2 separate regions of the Homo sapiens genome follow, and region 1 is linked to region 2. The links are chromatin loops, found by intact Hi-C in ENCODE. Cell type or tissue: PC-9. All regions are shown on one strand. Each heading gives the region's core, and the rest is flanking DNA. Links, peaks and the distances in the headings are about the cores only. Region 1 holds the start of NCEH1 (neutral cholesterol ester hydrolase 1). Region 2 overlaps LINC02068 (long intergenic non-protein coding RNA 2068).

The links. Hi-C counts contacts between places; a loop is a spot of excess contacts. Peaks named below come from ENCODE experiments on the same cell type or tissue, not always from the same donor. Only the 100,000 strongest peaks of a DNase experiment are listed, where the experiment ranks them.
Region 1: a loop joins it to region 2, with 7 times the contacts of the local background. A loop is called at or near these places in 2 of 110 quality-filtered maps.

Annotation. Positions count from the first base shown.
Region 1 is chr3:172,706,083-172,717,505 of GRCh38, forward strand. NCEH1 (neutral cholesterol ester hydrolase 1) reads right to left here and starts at 4,985. Exons shown (of 5, transcript NM_020792.6): 1 at 4,765-4,985. The coding sequence starts at 4,902. RefSeq lists enhancers at 4,437-5,636, 4,766-5,035, 4,957-5,251, 5,296-5,435. In PC-9, for the core only: a CTCF peak has its summit at 5,167; DNase peaks (open chromatin) are centred at 1,989, 4,109, 5,149 and 5,539; H3K4me3 peaks cover 4,097 bases; H3K27ac peaks cover 5,698 bases.
Region 2 is chr3:172,554,284-172,565,706 of GRCh38, forward strand. It overlaps LINC02068 (long intergenic non-protein coding RNA 2068), which reads right to left. Exons shown (of 4, transcript NR_146714.1): 4 at 6,618-6,786. Among named protein-coding and RNA genes, the nearest start is that of LINC02068, 36 kb to the right of the region's middle. In PC-9, for the core only: no CTCF peak of the experiment used is centred there; DNase peaks (open chromatin) are centred at 5,898, 7,728, 8,908 and 9,448; H3K4me3 peaks cover 1,429 bases; H3K27ac peaks cover 4,547 bases.

The DNA.
Region 1 (11,423 bases), core at 1,905-9,904, 150 kb after region 2:
GGTGCCTTCACTACTGAGGTTAATGGGGGTTTGGCACAACAGTCTCCCAAAGTGCTGGGGTTACAGGCATGAGCTACCATGCCTGGATTAAAAAAAGCTTTAAAATAATTTATTACTACATGTTCATTGTAGAAAATCTAGAATACACCAATACGAAAACTGAAGATACAACTTTATGGCCCAGAAGAAAAAAATCATGTTTTAAATTATATCTTTCTGCTTTTTCTATACAAACATAGATACATGTTTTGATATATAAATAGTGTATGATCTATTTTGTAGCCTTTTCCTGCTTAACACATGGTACAAATCTTTTGCAAGTCATTAAACATTTTACAACCTAAATTTTTTTAACTGCCTAGTATTCCCAAATATGAATTTACCATTATTTAATCTTTTACTGTTCTTACATTTTTCTTTTTTTTTTTTTTTTTTTGAGACGAAGTCTCACTGTAGCCCAGGCTAGAGTGCAGTGGCACCATCTCGGCTCACTGAAACCTCCACCTCCCTGGTTCAAGCGATTCTTCTGCCTCAGCCTCCCAAGTAGCTGGAATTACAGGCGCGCACCACTGCACCCGGCTAATTTTTTGTATTTTTTAGTAGAGACGGGGTTTCACCATGTTGGCCAGGCTGGTCTTGAACTCCTGACCTCAGGTAACCCGCCCGCCTCGACCTCCCACAGTGCTAGGATTACAGGCATGAGCCACCACACCCGACCTTCATTCGTTTAAATGGTGCTGCAAATAAAAGAAAAAAAGATTGCTCGATTTTACTTCACGTTTATTATAAGTGGCAGTGCTTTTAGACAAGTTCAACAAGTTTTTGTTTTTTTTCTTTGTCTTACGGTGCTGATGAACAAGTTTTTTAATCCTGTAAAATGTTTCCATCTTTATAGCTAGAGGTTTGCCTATATCCATCATTACTTACCATAAATTCCATCTAGAGGGATTACGGGGTCAAAAAATAAACACACTTATAAGGCTTTGATGGATATTGCCAAACTGTTCTCCAAAAACGTGGTTCTAACATACATTTTCTCCAGCAGTGTACACTTAGTATTTTAACCTGCACTGAGATTACCATTTAAAAAAAAAAATCTTTGTCTGCATAGCATTTGGAAATCAGCCTTCAGGACTTCCCCAAACTCTCTTCTTTTGTTCCTCTAGTCTCCTGCTGCCTGATCATCTAAATTACACCTCTGCCCTTCTCAGACCTACTTTTGTTTGTGCTTTTCCACTGCTCAAGTCTTATGGTGGCTTTGCTATAACACAGAAATTTGCCTAGCTAGTATTTTATCCCCTTAGGGCCAAAGTGTCAACTAATCTGATAAACTAATCCATGCTAATGTAAAAGGGCTCATTTCCAGCAACACGTATGCAATATAACACGCAGTTTAAGGAAAATATATTGTCTACAACAGCAATGCCTTTTATCTTATAGAGCAGTGGTTCTCAAGTTTTGCTGCAATGAAGATCATCTGGGGAACTTTTCGTTTTTTATTTTTATTATTATTATTTTTTTGAGACGGAGTCTCACACTGTTGCCCAGGCTGGAGTGCAGTGGCCTGATCTCGGCCCACTGCAAGCTCCACCTCCCGGGTTCACGCCATTCTCCTGCCTCAGCCTCCCGAGTAGCCGGGACTACAGGAGCCTGCCACCACGCCCAGCTAATTTTTTTGTATTTTTAGTAGAGACGAGGTTTCACCGTATTAGCCAGGATGGTCTTGATCTCCTGACCTCGTGATCCGCCCGCCTCGGCCTCCCAAAGTGCTGGGATTACAGGCGTGAGCCACCGCGCCCGGCTGGAACTTTTCTTAAACACTGCTAAGAACGTTCATCTCCCAGAGATTCTAAGTAAGTTTGGTATGTGGTGTAACCTGGGCATCAAGTGTTTTGTTTTGGTTTGGTTTGTTTTAAACAGTTCTTAGGTGATTCTGACATAGCATCTGTGTTTGAGAGGAGTCAGAGAGATCCTAAGTAGCTGCTTCTTAAGGAATATGGGGAACCCCAAGGAAAAAAAGCACAATGAACATAATCTCAATAGTCTGACTCACTGCACAAGATAAAGGACATAAAAAATGCTAAAGCATAAAGTATTTGCCAATGACAACAGAATAAACTAACATTCACATTTCTTAATGGTAGGCAGCTGATGCTGTCTTAGGAAATAGGCTGAGCTTAATCTCTCAAACAGCTTAAATTGCTTTTGTAGTTGAGCCAATCAACTCAAACTAAAATTATCTGAGTAACGAGGTTGACACCATGCAATTTATTTATTTATATATTTTTTTGAGACAGAGTTTCACTCTTGTTGCCCAGGCTGGAGTGCAGTGGCACAATCTCGACTCAACGCAACCTCCGCCTCCCAGGTTCAAGCGATTCTCCTGCCTCAGCCTCCCAAGTAGCTGGGACTACAGGCACCTGCCACCAGCCCTGGCTAATTTTTTGTATTTTTAGTAGAAAGAGGTTTCACTATGTTGGCCAGGCTGCTGGTCTCGAACTCCTGACCTCGTGATCCACCCGCCTCGGCCTCCCAAAGTGCTGGGATTACAGCGTGAGCCACCGCCCCAGGCCATGACACCAGGTAATTTAGTAGTAGCACTCCAGGTTTCAATCACATAAATTACTTCCAGTTTACATTTATTTTATTGCTTCAAAAAAGGTAAGCATTCTTATAGATGTTCCCACAATCCACAATGGACCCTTGGGGACAACTAGAAGACTCACTACAAGTACCAGGCACTTAAATACATTACTAAACCTTATAGCAAACCTACAAGGTAGTTTTTTGCCCTATTTTACAGGGAAAACTCAGGAAGATTTGAGGTGACACTGGAAAATTGCTTTATTGGGTAGAATATGTTTCCATCTGATCATAATGATCTTTCTGATATTTCACAATTTAGAGGAGAAGTGATAAGAGCCATTTTTCTGCAAATCCACTCCTGAGCCACAGTGTCAGGTGAGAACACTGGTTACCTCATCTATTGCTGACTTCAGGTTACACCCACTATCATTCCCAAGCACCACCTGAGGGTATACTCTGTGGAGGACCTTACACAGCCTTGTCCTTAATGGGCTGGCAAGCCTAGCTGGGAAAGAAAAGCTTTTCTCCAAACCTAGCTTGTCCGAGATTAACTTATGATGGAGAAGACTTCTTTGGTGACCTGAAAACTAAGAATAATCTCTGCAGCCAACACAGCAGTTTGATCTTTTTCCTGTTTTCCTCTGTTTAAGTTATTGTAGTAGACCATTAACCCACCCAGGTAAACATCACTGTTCCTCAATCTTTGAAGGGTATTACTTTCAAATTACATAATTTCATGGGGGAGGAGAGGGAATGCAAGGCTTCCTACAACAAGACTGACTTTCTTGACACCAGTGCTAAAGAAGGGGATGATCATTTTCACCATGTCAACATTATAGGAAGCAAGAGGAAAAGAAGGGGGGCAGGGGTCTATAGCTTCATAGACCTTTCCTAAGAGACAAAAGGGGCTTTGGAGGTGAGAATGTGGCTGAATTCAGGAAAAGCAAATCCACGCTAGGAATGTGCTGCAATATCCTAGTAAGGGGACTTTTCATAGGATAAAGCCCCACAGATTATGTAATCCTACACATAATGAGTGGACAGGGAACAGGAACATAAACCCTCTGGGAAAATCATGACTTTTTTAAAATCAGCTTTCTCAGGTTGAAATGATTTTTTTTCTCTTTCTCTAGTTGTCATTTCTGAAAGAAAGAGTTTATAAAAATATTCTGAGATTAAAGCCCAAGGTTGTGGGGAGGGAGGAGGCTTGGTTTTGGAGAAGGTTAGAGTTTAGATAGAGCAGGCTGCTCAGAAATACTGTCCAATCAGAGGGCTCAGCCTTGGCTGCAGACTGTAGTTTAGATTTTAGATTCTCTGACACTAAAAATAATGCCTCTTACCATGGAATAAACCAGAGACAGTTATATTTTCCTGTGTATGGAAGGAATGAACACACGCCCATGATACAGTGGAGAGAAATGTTACCCTCCCAGGTTAAGGCAGGTAACCTCGCTCAGGAAAAGGTTATCTGACAGCCAAGGACATAAAATAAATGCTGCAGGGCAAGCAGAAAACATGCATCATGCAAACCAGGGCTGCCGCCTCCTCACCTCCTTTCAGCCAGCCCAGCCTCCCAGTCCTCTTTCTTGGGCTGAGCTGAGATCTGCCTCGGGTGAAACGAGAGATCCCTATGGTTCCTCAAGTGCTTGGATGGAGAGCCCTGCCTGCTGTCTCCGGGAACGGAGCGCTCCACAGCCTGGGGACATTGCGAGACTGCCCTTGCCTGCTTCTGCTTCTAAGGTGGCTGCATTCCCAGGAACCAGAGCCTGCTTTTCCCGAGCTCTCCTAAAAATATTTATCCTCTGCCGGTCCCTATGGGAGAACGACAGTGTGAAGAAGGGTGGTTTATAAACTGCTTAAGGATTTGCCTTTTGACGTTGCAAACCAAGGAAGAGGAAGATATTTAGGACAGACGAAGGTTTAAACAGTTGTCAAATTCTATTCAAGCACTTCTTCCCCGTCACAAACGCAGACGGGGAAATGCAGATCTAGCCCGCTGCTAGCAAGGAGGCGAATGCGATACCCTGAAAATTCCCGACTGGACCACCTCAAAAAGCGACAGCCTCAATGCATTAGGAAAAACCTGCGTTTTCGTGGAACCCGGCGGAGGAATTTTGTATCCCCTTCAAATATTGCGTAAGAGGAGGAAGAGAGAAGCAGCGCTGGGCTGCACCTCACCACTTGCTGTGCACCCCGGAAAGTGGCGTCCAGCAGCATCAGCTTCCAGGGGTCGGACACGGAGCCAGGCAGCGGGATGTAGACGTAATAGGCGGCCAGCGCCACCAGGGCGGTGAGCAGGACACAGGACGACCTCATCTTGCCCTGGCTCGGCTCGCCAGCGGGCTGGCAAAGAGGAAAGGGCGATACCACCCGGAGACCTCCGGCAACTTTCTGCCCGCGGCAGCTGCTCATTCACGCGTTTCTTATAAGCCCAGGAGCCAATCAGAGGCTGCGTCGGGAGGAAGTTGGAGCGCGGACATGCCCCCTCTACGGTGTCCTTGCAAAGTGTGGCAGTCACTACAGGTTTGAGGAAGGCTCTGTCGCTGCTCTGGCCGTAGGCACAGCGGACTCTGGAGGACACTGGTTTGTACTGCATGCGTGTGAGGATGGCTTTCCTCCTGGAAGGTCTCAAACGGAAAATAGTTTCAGTGTGACGAGTCTCTGGACAAAGCAAGTGGGTCATTCTGACTCAGAGTACTGAGAAAGGATATAAAAATTCTGTTTTCTGGAGCCAGACTTGGAGTGGTTTGTAAGTTCTAGCTGATATATGGCAAAAGAAGATATTAAATTCTTCTGGCTCAAGCAATGAAAGGCCAGTAGTACATCTAGCACCCAAGTCTTGGTTTCTAAATCCTATGCTCCAATAAGAGGAACCACGGCTTTTTGACACAACCTCTGGAGAAAAGGCTGATACCAGGGCTGGGGCTGTAAAGTACAAGATGAACCTGTTGTGCCAGAGATGCGGAAGTGCTCAAAAAATGATAGGAACTGGTCAAAGGTCCACAGCTGCCAGCTTGAAGGGTCTCCCAGTGGCTGAAGCTGGGATAATTTTACCATCAATATAAATCATCATAATGGATAACCCATTGATTAAAATAAAACTCAACAATCTATATTAATATAAATAAATGAGGAAAGAAGAAAGGCTTTTCTTAAAATAGAATGCCAGCTAGTATCCATAGAAAATCATAAATGAATGCTAAAACTAGAGGGTAAAAATTTGACACAGAATTTTGGTCCTTCATCAGAAGATCTCTCCACAAATTACTACAAAGGGAAAAAATAATAACTTTTTATTGGAGAAACGTGTGGATATCACCTGAAAAATTCTTTCAGTGAGTCAATGGTAGCAGAAATACACTTAAACCCAGATTTCTTGTTAATGATTGGGGGTGAGGAGGGGTGGGTGAGTACTGAATGGGAGAGAGAAAACTTCACTAGCAAAATTTCAACCAGAAATCCAGAAGGAAAACAGTTAGAAGACCTGTTTCAAGAAAGTGGTAGGATGACAACTCCAAACTTATTGATGAAGGTCTTAAAACACCTAGTATATATAATTATGCATCTTAAGATGGTAATTTTAATTTAATCAAATTAATAGAAGTGAAATAACCATAAATTTGGTTCTGATAATGAGATTTTTAGGAAACAGTTGGCTTCTTCTTCAACATTGAAGGAAAACTGATAAGAAGGGCACACTTTCATGGTATTTCAAGCAAGTTCTCTCTCTCTTTTTTTTTTGTTTTGTTTGTTTTTGGTGTTTGTTTTTTGTTTTTTTTGAGACGGAGTCTTGCTCTTTTCGCCCAGGCTAGAGTGCAATGGCACGATCTCAGCTCACTGCAACCTCCACCTCCTGGGTTCAAGCAATTCTCTTGCCTCAGCCTCCTCAGTAGGTGGGATTACAGGTGCCCACCACCACACCTGGCTGATTTTTGTATTTTTAGTAGAGATGGGGTTTCACCATGCTGGCCAGGCTGGTCTCAAACTCCTGACCTTGTGATCTGCCCACCTCAGTCTCCCAAAGTGCTGGGATTACAGGCATGATCCACGGCACCTGGCCTCTCTCTCTCTCTCTCTCTCTCTCTCTCTCTCTCTCTCTCTCTCTCTCTGTCTTTTAAGTTACTGGTTAAACTCATAACTCTAAACAGATAGGAATGTTTATGTTTATGTTTGTGTGTGAGTATATGTGTAGAAAATTAGAAGCTATTCTTTTTTTTTTTGAGATAGAGCATCGCTCTTGTCACCCAGGCTGGAGTGCAATGGTGCAATCTTGGCTCACTGCAACCTCTGCCTCCCGGGTTCAAGCCATTCTGCCTCAGCCTCCCGAGTAGCTGGGATTTCAGATGCCTGCCACTAAGCCCAGCTAATTTTGTATTTTTAGTAGAGACAGGGTTTCACCGTGTTGGCCAGGCTGGTCTTGAACTCCTGACTTCAGGTGATCCACCTGCCTCAGCCTCCAAAAGTGCTGGGATTACAGGTGTGAACTACCACGCCCAGCCAGAAGCTAATCTTTATGGGTGATTAGGAATAATCCTGGAGATATAAACCAAGCTGACTACTGGATTTAGTTACATTACTTGCTTTCAGGAAATCTGCAAAATAAATCCAAGTTTTACCTTGTCGACAATACTTTTCTCTTAGATTTTGACTATATGTTCATAAAAACATAGATCTTAGAGCTAATGACAAAACCAAACCGAACCAAAAACAAACAAGCAAACAAATCCAAAAATCCCCACACCTAACTCAGCCTTCCCTCTTCCACCAGCAGTTAACACACTCGGTGTTATAGATGAGCCTCTTGAGGATTAGCGCAGCCAAATGGCTTACTCATATTCCTCTAGTTTGTAAGTGATAGTAGCAATATTTATTTCTGCCTCTCAGTGAAGTGTGGCTTCCCTTAAGCAGTACACTAAGAGATAGAAACTAAGAAAGAACAAAGAAACTGTAGTAATTCTCAGATCAGAAATCTGAGAGCCTCTGTAGATCTGAGAGTTTTTTAAAATGAGACTAATTTGAGATAAGTATAAACACCTTCATCACTTGTTTTCAATACTTCATTCATTCAACAAACATACCTGGCCTACACTGGGAAATAAAGAAGTTGTGGCAGGCAGGCTGTAAGGTTTCGACTCTTTGATTTTATATGCTTGGAGGGTGGTGGGGAGGGGTTCAGGGGAGGATGTAAGCATGATACAGAAGGAAGAGCCAAACAATAAACAAACAAAAATTAATAAGCAACATGCATTAATTTGCCTTGCTATGAGGTAATTCTGTGGTAAGCACTTTGAATATATTAACTAATTTAGCTTCATAACGATTCTACGAAATAGGTACCATTGTTACTCTAAAAACAGGCACTGAAAGATGAAGTGCTTTGCCCAAGCCATCCAGCTGGTATGTGAGCCCAGAGTCTGAGCCTAGTGCTCATGTGCTTTACCACTCAGCTCTACTGCTAAGTGGTTAAAAATGAAAATGGCCGGGCGTGGTGGCTCACGCCTGTAATCCCAGCACTTTGGGAGGCCAAGGTGGGTGGATCACCTGAGGTTGGGAGTTGGAGACCAGCCTGGCCAACATGGGGAAACCCCGTCTCTATGAAAAATACAAAAATTAGCTGGGTGTGGTGGCACGTGCCTGTAATCCCAGCTACTCGGGAGGCTGAGGCAGGAGAATTGCTTGAACCCGGGAGGTGGAGGTTGCAGTGAGCCGAGATTCCACCATTGCACTCTAGCCTGGGCAACAAGAGTAAAACTCCGTCTCAGAAAAAAAAAAAGAGAGAGAGAGAAAACAGAACAGGGTGTCTGGGAGCTGCTTTAAATTGGGTGGGAAAGGGGACCTCTTTAAGGAGATGCCATTTGAGCTGACATCTGCATGACAGGAGAAGACTGCCATGCAGGGTTGTGGAGGTGGAGGGAACAGGTGCAGAGGCTCTAAGATGCTAACCCGGTCAATGAACACTAACAGCTAGTGAGGCAGAAGTACTGTGGGAAAGGTGGTGGAACAGGCTCAGCCACAGAGGTAGTGTGGGTGCAGAAGAGCAGATCATTTAGGACCATGTAGGCCATGTTAAGGAGTTTGAATATTCTGGTACAATGGGAAGCAATTGGAGGTTTTGTAACAGGAAAGTGACATGATCTGATCTATTCATATATTTAAAAAGGAGCACTACAGCTGCCATGTGGAGAAGACCTGTCAGGTGGCTTTTGCAGTAGTCCAGATGAGATATGATGGTGGCCCGGAGCTGCAGTTTAGTTTAGCAATGGAATCAAGGGGACAGATTTTGGGTATATTTTAGAGATAGGGGAGATAAGACATACTCATAAATTATGAACGATGATAACAAGAGTCAAAATACTCTGTTTCTAAGGCAATAAGGTGTAGTTTGAGTGCAGAAATTGACTTTTCCGTTTTTATGGAATTGTCTTAGATTAATTTTTATTAACATCTAAATATATGACATAGCAATATCATTGCTTAACAAAATCTTTATTTTTATCACTTGAAATAATTTTCCCAAAATTCCATCTATTACACCATGTGAAGTGGTTTTCTTCATCCACGACAAGCAGAACTTTAGTTCAACATTTATTGAGTTTTGCTATCTGTAAGGCACTGTGGTAGATGCTGTCGTGATGAAAATATAGTTCCTTTCCTTGTGAAAAAGTGTTCTAGTTAGAGAGAAAGTCAGATAAGTAGATAGTTTCAAATATGTACACAGCTCAGAAATGTAACACAGAAGAAGTCAAAATTCTGTTCCAGAAAAATGAGGAATAAGAAATACTCAAAAATGGCGATGACTGAGCAAGTTCTGCAGGCTGAAAAGGAGTGTGTGTACAGGCAGACAATAAGTGAGACCATCCCAAGCAGAAAGAAGAGATTATATGGGAGTTCTGAAGTGTGATGGGAGCAGAGAACTACACATAGTTCAATATTTCTGGAGCATCAGATGCAGGGAGGTGGAGTGTAATGAGAGTATAACCTGAAGAGTTAGGGATCACACAATGAGGGCCTGCTACGAGTGTGTTATGTCACTGAAGAGTTTGAACATTATCCTTTAGGCAGTGGAGAGACACTGAAGGGTTTGCATGAGATCGCTCCGGTAGCGATGTACAGGGTATGTGTGTGGGGAGAGAACAGATGAAGTAGTTGGGAGGATGTTGTTTTTTTGTTTGTTTGTTTTTGTTTTGCTTTTTGGTTTTTTTTGGAGATGGAGTCTCACTCTGTCATCCAGATTGGAGTGCAGTGGCGTGATCTCGGCTCACTGCAACCTCTGCCTCCCAGGTTCAAGCAATTCTCCTGCCTCAGCCTCCCAAGTAGCTAGGACTACAGGTGCACGCTGCCATGCCTGGCTAATTTTGTCATTGCTGTATTTTAGTAGAGATGGGGTTTTACTGTGTTGCCCAGGCTGGTCTTGAACTCCTGAGCTCAGGCAATCCAACCACCTCAGCCTCCCAAAGTGCTAGGATTACAGGCATGAGCCACTGCACCTGGTCAAGGATGTTGCTTTTAAGGTGTGCAAGATAGAGATGGTATTAGCATAAACTTGTATCAGGTGATGAAAATGAGAATGAAGAGTCAAAAGATACCTGAGAGGTAGAATCAAGAAGACTTGTAAAGGGAGAATAAAGGAGTCAAGATGAATTTCCGGGTCACTCGCTGAAGCAGATGGGAGAATGGTGTTGCCTTTTCAGAGATAAAGAATGGTAAAGGGTAAAAGATTTAAGGGGAAATGATAAATTTAGTTTGGAAGAGTTAGGTTTGAGGTATCTATAAAACATTTAAGTAGAGACAGTACGTAGGCTCCCAGACACAAGCTGGAGATGTAAATGTGAATCTTCATCCTGTAACTGAAGCCATGACAATGAATGAGACAGAAGCTGTGTGTGTGTGTGTGTGTGTGTGTGTGTGTGTCCGCGCCCGCGTGATGGGGAAGGGTCTAGGGTTGGGCAGAAGAAAAGCAGGCCAAAGGGTGTTGGCATTTACTGTTTAGGAGAAGAAGAAGGAGAAGTTGACAAGAGGCCAAGAGGAAGTGGTCAGAGAGGGGTCTGTCTGAACTAGAGGCACGGAATAGTGGTGAATACTGAAAGGCAAGGAAATCATTGAGAAGTTAAATTGGTGGAATTTCCTAATTGGATTCTTGAAAGGGAGAGGGAGAGGATGGAGCCAGCAATGACTTCAAAGTTTCTGGTTTGGGCAATGTCATTAACTGGCATAAGAAATACCAGAGGCAAAGCAGGTCTGGGGATAAAATAATGAGTTGAGGCCAGGCACAGTGGCTCAACGCCTGTAATCCCAGCACTTTGGGAAGCCGAGGTGGGTGGATCACGAGGTCAGGAGATTAAGACCAGCCTGGCCAACATGGTGAAACCCCGTCTCTCCTAAAAATACAAAAATTAGCTGGGTGTGGTGGTGCATGCCTGTAATCCCAGTTGCTCCGGAGGCTGAGGCAGGAGAATCACTTGAACCTGGGAGGCGGAGGTTGCGGTGAGCCGAGATTGTGCCACTGCATTCCAGCCTGGCAACAGAGCGAGACTCCATCTCAAAAAAAAAAAAATGAGTTCAGTCATATGATGTGCTCCAGGTAAAGCATCCTGATGAAGATGTCCAGCAGGCCACTGGATTTAGAGGCTGGACCCTTACAGGAGGTGTCAGGGCTGTACTTGGGAACAGCCAAGATGGGTAACCCAAGCATCATAACATATTAAACCACTTATACAAACTATATAATACAAAGTATATGATACAAGTATATTACCAGGGACACATGATATATCAAACCCTGAAACAAAGCATCAAGCCATTAATACAAACTATGTAAGTATAAAATAAAAAGACTG
Region 2 (11,423 bases), core at 1,823-9,822:
TTTTGTATTTGGATTTTTTTGGTATATTTCCTTTAAGACTTTTTTCTATTTATTCGATTCTGTATTAATAAACTTGTGATTAGGAATTGATAATGTGAGAAAATATTTATGTGTATACAATATATGTATTATATATATGTATTATATATCCTGCTTTACCTACAATTTAACCTAAATGAAATTTAACAATTTCATTTTCCATTTTATAAAAGAAAACTCATTAGAGACAGCGTTTTTATGACCACATCATATTCTATCATACAATATGACTTTTTAATCCATTCCTGTAACAACACTTGGATTGCTTCCAAATGATACTACAATCAATGTATTGTGAATGTTTCACTTGTTCACAAATCTTTTCCTCCATATCTAATTGCTCTTTTAAACTACTAAATTAAAAGATAAAAAAATTTAAGTTTATTAAAGCATATTGCCAAGTTGTTTTCAGAAAGGTTTTACTAATTCACACTCTCACTAACACTTGCATAAGAGAACAAATCTTACAAGTGTAGTTTTGAAACATCTTTGCTGATTTGAAAATTATTATTTCAGTGTTGTTTTATGAAACTTTAAGTTGTAAATTCTGCTCCTGCTTTGATAATCAGAGCTGTCACTTATCTGTTATTTCATATTTCCAAATGCACAGCGTGGTAGGGAAGAGGTACAGAGATTTTAACATATTTTCATTTTTAAAAAATCTATTATATTACTTATTCTAGGAAAAGAGAAGGATTATGTTGCCTGTAATTTCTTAATATGAATTAATAAGCCCAATAATGTATAATAACTCAATAATGTGCAAGTTGTCCATTTAATGTACATGCAAATTATCAGCATATGTTTTCTATCAGGTTGTAAATCTCCTATTGCAAGCTTTTCTTTCAAAGTTAGGTAGTTTAATCTGAGACTAAAGGTAACAGGCCAGGCGCAGTGGCTCATGTCTATAATCCCAGCACTTTGGGAGGCCGAGGCGGGTTGATCACTTGAGGTCAGGAGTTTGAGGCTGGCCTGACCAATATAGTGAAACCCCATCTCTACTAAAAATACAAAAATTAGCCAGGCATGGTGGCAGCCACCTGTAATCCCAGCTTGGGAGGCTGAGGCAGGAGAATCTCATGAACCCGGGAGGCAGAGGTTGCAATGAGCCAAGATCGCGCCCCTGCACTGCAGCATGGGCGACAGAGTGAGACTCCATCTCAAAAAATAAATAAATAAATAGATAAAATTTTTCCTTTAGACCCAATCAATTGTTACCTGTAGAAGAGTGACTGTCAGAGTTCCCTAATGTATACTTATATACACACTCATCTACGTGCACACGTGTACCCACACCATGTCTCCCTCTCCTTTAGTACATCACCACTCTACGTGGTGATTGGATCTAAGCAATATTTATCCTCAAATCTACATTAAATAAGGATTTATGAGGGCTCTGCGCACATAAAAATATTATTTGATAAAGTATAAAATGGAAGACTGTGCTGAAAGATAACCAATAGTCACATGTTTTCATGGTAATTAATACAAAGTTTAACTGAACAGAATAATTGAGTCTTTAAAAAAAAAAGCAGCAGAGAAGATACCAAAGAGATTATAAATCAGCATTATCGAGAAGGAAAGTTGGCATTGTGTATCAAAAGCCATAAAAATATTCATCCCCCTTGGCCCAGCAATTCCACTGCCAGGAATGTATCCTAAGAAAATAATCACAGTTTTGCAAAGAGATTTATGGGGAAAATGTTCAGTGCATCAATGTTTATAAAAGAAAATTTGGAAGTAACCTAAAAATCTAGTAACAGGAAAATATCAGGTTGAAACACTGAAATCGGTGATACTCAACTACTTTAAACTAGAAAAATAGCTATTAAAAGTAGTTCAACCTAAATATATACACTAAATATGTTAAATTTAATTTAGGGGCCAGATACATCAATAAAGTGACATGATGTTTGGTATGTGGTATTGATAGAAGAATATTTAATGATATGAAAAAATCAAAATACAGTAATTAGATTTTTTTTTTTTAAGACAGAGTCTTGCTCTCTCACCCAGGCTGGAGTGCAGTGACACAATCTCGGCTCACTGCAAGCTCCGCCTCCCAGGTTCACGCCATTCTCCTGCCTCAGTCTCCCAAGTAGCTGGGACTACAGGCGCCAGCCACCACGCCTGGCTAATTTTTTGTATTTTTAGTAAAGACGGGGTTTCACCCTGTTAGCCAGGATGGTCTCGATCTCTTGACCTCATAATCTGCCCGCCTTGGCCTCCCAAAGTGCTGGGATTACAGGCTTGAGCCATCGCGCCCAGCCAGTAATTAGATTTTTTAAAAATCATATAACAAAACAGTGAATAGAACATGTCCTTTTAATGACTTGGTGGATACGAGTTAATATCTACATATTGACATGATTAACATGCATTATCTCTGGCTGTGGGACTGTAGATTACTTTATATTCATCTTCGTGCCTTTCTTTGTTTTCCGAATAGAGATGGCAATTCTGTATTATTTTTGCAATCATAAAAATAAACTAAATACTACATACACACACCTCAGTAAGGAGAATTGGGCCGGGTGTGGTGGCTTACGCCTGTAATCCCAGCACTTTGGAAGTCCGAGATGGGCGGATCACCTGAGCCCAGGAGTTCGAGAGCAGCCTGACCAATATGATGAAGCTCCGTCTCTACTAAAAATACACAAATTAGCTGAGTGTGGTGGCATGCACCTGTAATCCCAGCTACTCGGGAGGTTGAGACAGGAGAATCGCTTGAACCCAGAAGGCAGAGGTTGCACTGAGCCGAGATCGCGTCATTGCACTCCAGCCTGGGCAACAAGAGTGAAACTCCTTCTCAAAAAAAAAAAAAGAGAGAGAGAGAGAATTGGCAGAGTATTCCTGCACCATTATAGCTCTGGAGAAAAAAAAGACTTTGCTTCCTCTCACGACCTTCTACAACTCTTGTCATGGGTCCATTTTCATTTGCAATTGGGCAGATAATCAGGGACATAAAGCAATTTATTGTCCACCCTTAAATAAAGTTTAAACAGTTGACTGGGAGGTATGCCTTTAGCAAAGAGCATTCCTTGTGTTTCCCAGATGGCTGAAATGCCTTTCACAGAGGAAACATTTAAAAAGGACAGGCATTTTCCCTGAGAGGTAAAATCCTCATTAGGGTTAGGGGAAGGGCAAGGAGAAAGCATGCAAAGGCTGAGTGGTCAAGGCCAGCTTGGGAGCTGCACTTGGGGCAGGCAGTGATGGCTGAAGAAGGAAGAGGTTGGTCCCAATACAGACCTACTCAAGTTCACAGCTGAGAAATAGGAAACCAGAAAATAACAAGAACAAAGCAGTAGCTTTCTAACACCTTTTCATGTTGGACATGAGTGGTGAATTAGAGAAAGTTCTTGATATTCCCCTGAGCATCTATGTTCAGAACCAACTGTTGAGAAATCTATTTGAACTGGATTTCATAACCTACTAGAGAGACCAAAAACATGTTGAAACATGAGAGAAAATGATTAAAGATATAAATAAATCCAGACTTGTTTCAATACATGTGGCATCTCAAAGTACAAATTTTGTTACTTCATACTTTGGCTAGTTATTTTTTTTGTTTTTTTTAACAAAATAGTCCTTTGCCAGATACCTCCAGATAAATGGCTGGGTGTACACAGGATTCCAGAATTCCTATTCAATGATAATGGAAGGATGCCTCCCTAGGGTTTTATAAAACAAAGGGTCGGGAAAAGAACACATGACATTATTAGTAAAATATACAGATTTTCTAGCTAGTTCATGTGCACAGGCATTGTAAAATACGTGGGTGTCGTTTTGATGATTGATTTCTCCACTCAGTAACTAGTCATAGCACAAACTCCAGAGCCAGGCTCTGGGCTTGTCTCCCAGCACTGTCACTTATTGTCTATGTGGCCTCAATCAAGTTACCTAACCGCTCTGTGCCTCAGTTTCTCTATCTAGAAAATGGGGTTAGTAACACTAACCCCCTTGCAGGATTATTGTGAAGACTAAATGAGTTAAATACGTAAAGCACTACAGCACCTGGCCATGGTAAATAATAGGAAGGTGTTGGCTCCCCGTCTCTCAGTATTCCTTTGTCTTCCACATCAGCAGTTATCAATCTTTCCCCCAGTTCATCACATTGAGAAATATAATATGTTTTCTTCAGTAACAGGAGCTTACTATGGCAGTGATTTTTAAGAGGAAGGTATGGAAACTTCCCTGGATGGGGTGAGGGTTGGAGGGTGGGGAATTAGACTCTTGTGGATGCCTTCACCTTGTAAATGCTCCCCAGATGACTTTGACATCCACTTCTTTTTTTTTTTTTTTTTTTTGAAATGGAGTCCCTTTCTGTCACCTAGGCTGGAGTGAAGTGGCACGATCTCGGCTCACTGCAACCTCCGCCTCCCGGGTTCAAGCAATTCTCCTGCCTCAGCCTCCCAAGTACTGGGACTACAGGCACACGCCACCACATCCAGCTAATTTTTTGTATTTTTAGTAGAGATGAGGTTTCACTATGTTGACCAGGCTAGTATCGAACTCCTGACCTTGGATGATCCATCTGCCTCAGCCTCCCAAAGTGCTGAGATTACAGGCATGGGCCACCACGCCCCGCCATCCACCCCATTTTCATGAGAGTCATGAGGTAGAATAGTCCATCCAGAGATAATGTTAGCATCAATTATTCTAATCTGTGCTAACTTAACAATTTCTTTGATGACCGGTTGGTCCCTGACAGAACGATCCTCAGATCCTGCCCACCCCTTTCTACCCACTGTGTCAAATTATCATCATTATAGGTTTGCTTCTCTTTTTACAGTAAGAGAATATGCACACGCCATGCATCACCCAAACTACTCCAACTCCTCAGAGAATCATGCCATCTCCCTGAGCTGGAAGCAGCTGTCCACAATGGGGACACAAGTTATGCAACTATCCTGTGATTTGAAGTGAGGACCAATTTATGAGGGTGTTTTTCATGAAGTGTTTTGTTTTGCTGTGGGGAAACCCAAAGAGGCCATCTCTCTGCAGAGTTCTCTCTTCTAAATATTGCAGTCAGACTTTGAAAACTGCCAGCATGTGGGACGCAAACTAAAAAACTGCCTTTCCTTGGGGCCACAGCCAGGGCTCTACTCTGACTTTCATGGGCCTGACACCTTTGCTTTGCAGGCCCCTTCCTCTATTAAAAAAAAAAATTAGGTAATATTTTATGACTATGTTGGCATAAAAATGAATGTTTATATATTAAAACATTTTATTTAACTTAAGAGGTTAGGAGTTTTTATTTTAAAATAAAGTAAACCCCCCAGCATTTTGGGAGGCTGAGGCGAGTGGATCACGAGGTCAAGAGATCGAGACCATCCTGGCCAACAATGGTGAAATCCTGTCTCTACGAAAAATACAAAACTTAGCCGGGCATGGTGGCACACGCCTGTAGTCCCAGCTACTTGGGAGGCTGAGGCAGGAGAACTGCTTGAACCTGGGAGGCGGAGGTTGCAGTGAGCCGAGATCTCGCCTGGGCAACAAGAGCAAAACTCAGTCTCAAAAAAAAAATTATTATTTTCATTTTGCTTTTGTTTGTTTGTTTTTGAGACGGAGTCTCATTCTGTCACCCAGGCTGGAGTGCAGTGGTGTGATCTCGGCTCACTGCAACTTCCACCTCCTGGGTTGCAGTGATACTCCTGCTTCAGCCTCCTGAGTAGCTGGGATTATAGGTGTGCACCACCACGCCCAACTACTTTTTGTATTTTTAGTAGAGATGAGGGTTTCACCATGTTGGCCAGCTGCTCTTGAACTCCTGACCTCAGGTGATCCACCCACCTCGGCCTCCCAAAGTGCTGGGATTATAGGTGTGAGCCACCACGCCCAGCAACAATTATTATTTTCATGCGATAGCATCTATTGGCCTCCTCCTATAGCGACCAATGCAAAGAAGAGCAAATAAATCACTGCTTTGTTCACCTGTTAGCCTCAGAGCATAGCCAAATTCCTAGCACATATTAGGCAATCAAAAATATTTCTTGAATGAATAATCAAACAAATGAATAAATAGTTCCTAACATGTTTTAAAATAAGTTATTAACCTTGTGGCTAGCTGCAACATTTCCCTCTTTCCTGTATCTTGTTTTTAATTAATAGGTTATTTTTCCTAACAGTAAATGTATTATGTTGTTGAAATTTTGGATACGACACAGAAAAGTGCAAAGGAGAAAATATAAAACCACACATACCCTAAGGCCCAGAAGCAACCTCTGGTAATGTATTGGTATCCTTCCAGAGCTCTTTTCAATGCATATATAGTACATCCTCCCATATTATAAATCTATGGCTATTAGTCTATAGTCATGTGCTGTGTAACAACGTTTCCATCAATGACAGACTGCATCTAGGAAGGTGGTCCCATAAGATTATAATGGAGCTGAACATTTTCTGTTACCTAGTGGCATCATAGTTGTAGTATGTTGTAGCACAACACATTACTTGCATGCCCTTAGTGATGGTGGTGTAAACAAATCTATTGCACTGTTAGTCATATAAAAGCATAGCACATACAATTATGTACAGCATACAATGCTTGATAGTAATAAGTGACTTTGTTATTGTGTTTATTATACTATACCTTTTATTTTTATTTTAGAGTGTTCTCTTTCTACTTATGTATTTTTTAAAAAGTTAACTGTAAAACATCCTCAGGCGTGTCCTTCAGGAGGTATTCCAGAAGGTGTTGTTGTCATAGGAGGTGACAGCTCCATGCACGTTACTGCCCGCCTCTCCCTGCGAGGTAAGACATAGAGATGGAAGACAGTGATACTGGTGATCATGCATGTTACTGCCCCCGTCTCCCTGCGAGGTAAGACATAGAGATGGAAGACAGTGATATTGATGATCCTGACCCTGTGTAGACCTGGGCTAGTATGTGTGTTTGTGTCTTTGTTTTTAATGAAAAGTTTAAAAACTAAAAATAAAAATTGTTAAAAATAGAGAAAAACGTATAGACTAAGAATATAAAGAAAGAAAATATGTTTGTACAGTTAGACAATGTGTTTTAGACTAAGTGTTATTACAAAGGAATCACAAAGTTTAAAAAAAATTAAAATATTTTTAAACTAAAAATGTTACAGGAAGCTAAGTTTAATTTATTATTGAAGAAAGAAAAAATGTGGCCGGGCACAATGGCTCACTTCTGTAATCCCAGAGCTGTGGGAGGCTGAGGCGGGTGGATCACGAGGTCACGAGATCGAGACCAGCCTGGCCGACATGATGAAACCCCCGTCCCTACCAAAAATATAAAAAATTAGCCGGGCGTGGTAGCGCGCACCTGTAATCCCAGCTACTCAGGAGGCTGAGGCAGGAGAATTGCTTGAGCCCAGGAGGTGGAGGTTGCAGTGAGCCGAGATTGTGCCACTGCACTCCAGCCTGGGCAACAAAACAAGACTCTGTCTCAAAAAAAAAAAAGTTTAATAGATTTAGTGTAGCCTAAGTGTACAGTGTTTATAACGTCTACAGTAGTGTAGAGCAATGTCCTAAGGCCTTCACATTCACTCACTCAATCATTGACTCTCCCACAGCAACTTCTAGTTCTGCAAGCTCCATATACAAGCATAGCATTTTTATCTTTTGTATCATATTTTTACTGTAACTTAACATTGTATTACAATAGCCAGCAGTATTTAGTACAGTAACATGCTGTACAGGTTTGTGGCCTAGGAGCAATAAACTATAGCCTGGGTCTGGAAGGCTATAACATCTAGGTTTGTGTAAGCACAATCCGATATTTACACAATGACAACATCACCTAATGACACATTTCTCAGAACACATCCCCATCATTGTTAAGCGGCACATGATTGTATTTTAATATAGTCTCTGAAAGTGGCAGTGCTCTGGGAACACTTATATATAAGGTCGCCAATATCTGGTATGAATGAGTGAGTTTGTCAAAGTGTTTTTACCATTGACTGAAAAGATCTACAGAACCTGAAACTCAAGAGTCATCAGGGGCAAATGGAAAACATTTTTGAGAAGGAGGAAATGAAGCTCAACTTTACCCATTTTAAAATTGAGGCTGGGCGCAGTGGCTCACGCCTGTAATCTCAGCACTTTGGAAGGCCAAGGCTGGTGGATCACCTGAGGTCAGGAGTTCCAGACCAGTCTGGCCAACATGGTGAAATCCCATGTCTATAAAAATACAAAAATTAGCCGGGCGTGGTGGCGAACATCTGTAATCCCAGCTACTTGGAAGGCTGAATCACTTGAACCTGGAAGGCGGAAGTTGCAGTGAGCCGAGATCGCACCACTGCACTACAGCCTGGGCGACAAGAGCAAAACTCTATCTCAAAAAATAATAAAAAATAAAATAAAATAAATGGAGCCACAGCTGGCCTTGATGATGAACATCAAGTCAGTATGGCTTAGTGCAGAATCCTAATAACAATGGTCCTGTCTTGCTAAAGAAGTAAAGCAAGCAAAGACCCCATAATATTACCTGCATTTATATGTAAGAAGAAGGACAAAGAGGTTTTTTTTTTTTCTCAAAAGTTGTTTTAAGATTCATAGGCATCCAGCTTTCACTTTTAAAATTAATGTTAACTTGTTTCCACAAAAAGTGTGAGGAAATGAGTCAGGAAACAGTAAAAGGGCGGAGTGGGAGAGTGGGGGAGAGAGAGAAAAGAGACAGAGAGAGAGAGAGAGAGAGAAACTCATCTGAGGAATAAGGCAGGGTGATTACGTCTGAGTGGTTTTACTATCCTACGCCTGGATTTCCTGAGACGGAAAATTCCAGGAATAGGAGCTGCCTTGAGAGCTTCCTATTGGCATTCTTTCCTATTAATTTGGCTTTTCGCAAGTTATTAGGCAACTTAAGCTGTTTAACTTTAACAATGTTCTGTTTTTCTGTGGTTTCTGGATTATGTAATACCTAACCAAAGAATAAACAACCAAAGAAAATAACTTTTACTTCATACTTTGGCAAGTGTATTCAAAAGGCAAAGATCTAGATCTGAGAAACAGTTTGGTAAAAGTTAAGGTGCAATCAGAAAACTAAGTGTCACAGAAATGAACTTATTGGCCACTCAGGGAGGTTTTCAAGGTGATATATTTTCAGTGAAATGAATCATACATGTTTGTACGGTCACTGGTCAAAGTGAAGGTTACTCGGTAGAAAAGCAATGTTGTTTTGATTGTACTAGTCTGATGGTGAGAATGCCCCTGAATTCAAATTAAAGAAATGTTTATTGCTGGTGCCTACAGCACTGATATATGACTTTGTTTTGCAGTTGAACTCAGGTCACCTTTCTTGCTATTGGGAACTTATTTTTCAACCCAGAAGATAAAAGAACAGATGATTTAACTGATATTAAATAGAGGCTCTTATTACCTTTTGTGTGGTCACATTTTGACCTGAATTGAACCTATGAGAAATGTAAACAAAACTGTATATACGTTTAAATGTGAAGTGAATTCTTCAGGCAGAAAGCACAAGGTTATAGCCATAATGTAGAAGAAAAAACAATAAAAAGGCAACCCCAAAGCAGGTACCACCCTCATAACTGGTTTGATTTATGTGATCTTGGAGATGATTGCCACATATAAAATGCAGATAATAATAAATATTTATCTACCTGCCTCATGGAGACTCACACGAAGTACTGATGGGCGCTACTTTCACAGTAATTTGCCTTCTTTTCACCTTAACCTTGCTAAGCGTTATGCTAAGTGCATTGTATTTTATATCTATTCTTCTCAACTATTCTGCAACCTGAGTGTCCTCTCTCTCCTCTCTCTTTCTCTTTTTTTCCTCTCTTTCTCTCTCTGTCTCTCTCATAGAAGAAGAAATTAAAACTCAGAGACTATAAGTAATTTTTTTCAAGGTGTAAGTGAATGATTGGAGATCACAAGACTGAGAACAATAGACTATTCTTTATGAGGAAATACAGGCTTTGGATTGATTCTCTTTTCATTTGGTTATTTTATCTGACAAAATTCAGATGAAAAAGCAGACAGACTTACTTTTTCACCTTAAATCATTTTTTTTACTAGGAAATGTTAAAAGAAAAATCATTGCTAAAAATAAGAATAATACTTTTTGCATTCATTTAAAGGCTTTTCTAGTTTGTACAATACTTTCTTAAACGTAATCCCTGCTGGAATGCTTTCTAATTTTTTACCTTTAGCTCCTAGCAAATGTGAATTTGTTTTTTGTTGTTGTTGTAAGACCCAACAAAGCAAATTAAAATATTAAGAAGAAATATACAGAAGTGAACCTCTACCACACCACCTTAGACAATTGGCCAAAGTCAGCAACACCAGCAAAGGTACGAATCAACATCATGTGCCTCCTAGCACGCTGCACTGAGCAGAGCACAACACTTGAATGATATTCCTGACAAAGGTTGTATAACCTCAATTTAACGGTCTGACAACCCCAAATTGAGGGACATTCTAGTAAATGAGTCATCTGTACTCTTCAAAAATGTCCATATCATGAAACACGGTAAGACTGAGGAAATGTTTGAGAATAATGGAGACTAAAAGGCCGTGACAGCTGAATGTAGTGCCTGATCCAAGACTTTCATCTGTTATAAAGACCATTATTGGAATAATTGGCTAGATCTGAATAAGGTCTGTATATCAGATAGTAGAATTAGATCAATGTTAATGTCTTGATTTGATTATTGTTGCATGGTTATATTAAAGAATATACTAAAGTATTTAAGTACTAAAGGGTACCATGCCTGCAACTTATTCTCAAAGAATTCAGAAAATGTATTGAGAAAGAAAAAAAAAAGCAAGCAACGCAGTAAAATGTTAATATTTGGGTAATTCCAGATGGAGAGCACTCAGGAATTCTTAGTAATAATCTTGCAACTTCTCTGTAAGACAGAAATTGTGTAAATTTTTCTTTTTTTTTTGAGATGGAGTTTTGCTCTTGTTGCACTGGAGTGCAAGTGCACAATCTCGGCTCACTGCAACCTCCACCTCCCGGGTTCAAGCGATTCTCCTGCCTGAGTAGCTGGGATTACAGGCGTGCACCACCATGCCCAGCTAATGTTTGCATTTTTAGTAGAGACGGGGTTTTCACCATGTTGGCCAGGCTGGTCTCGAACTCCTGACCTCAGGTGATCTACCCACCTCAGCCTCCCAAAGTGCTGAGATTACAAGTTTGAGCCACCGTGCCTGGCCGGGCCTCTTTATAACTATTGTGCTCATGGTAAATATAGAATGTATAAATTAAGGCAAATAAAACATTCATGTTACAGGCATGCGCCTCCATGCCCAGCTAATTTTTATATTTCTAGTAGAGACGGGGTTTCGCCTGTTGGTCAGGCTGGTCTGAACTCCTGACCTCATGATCTGCCCACCTCAGCCTCCCAAAGTGCTGGGATTACAGGCATGAGCCACTGCACCCAGTC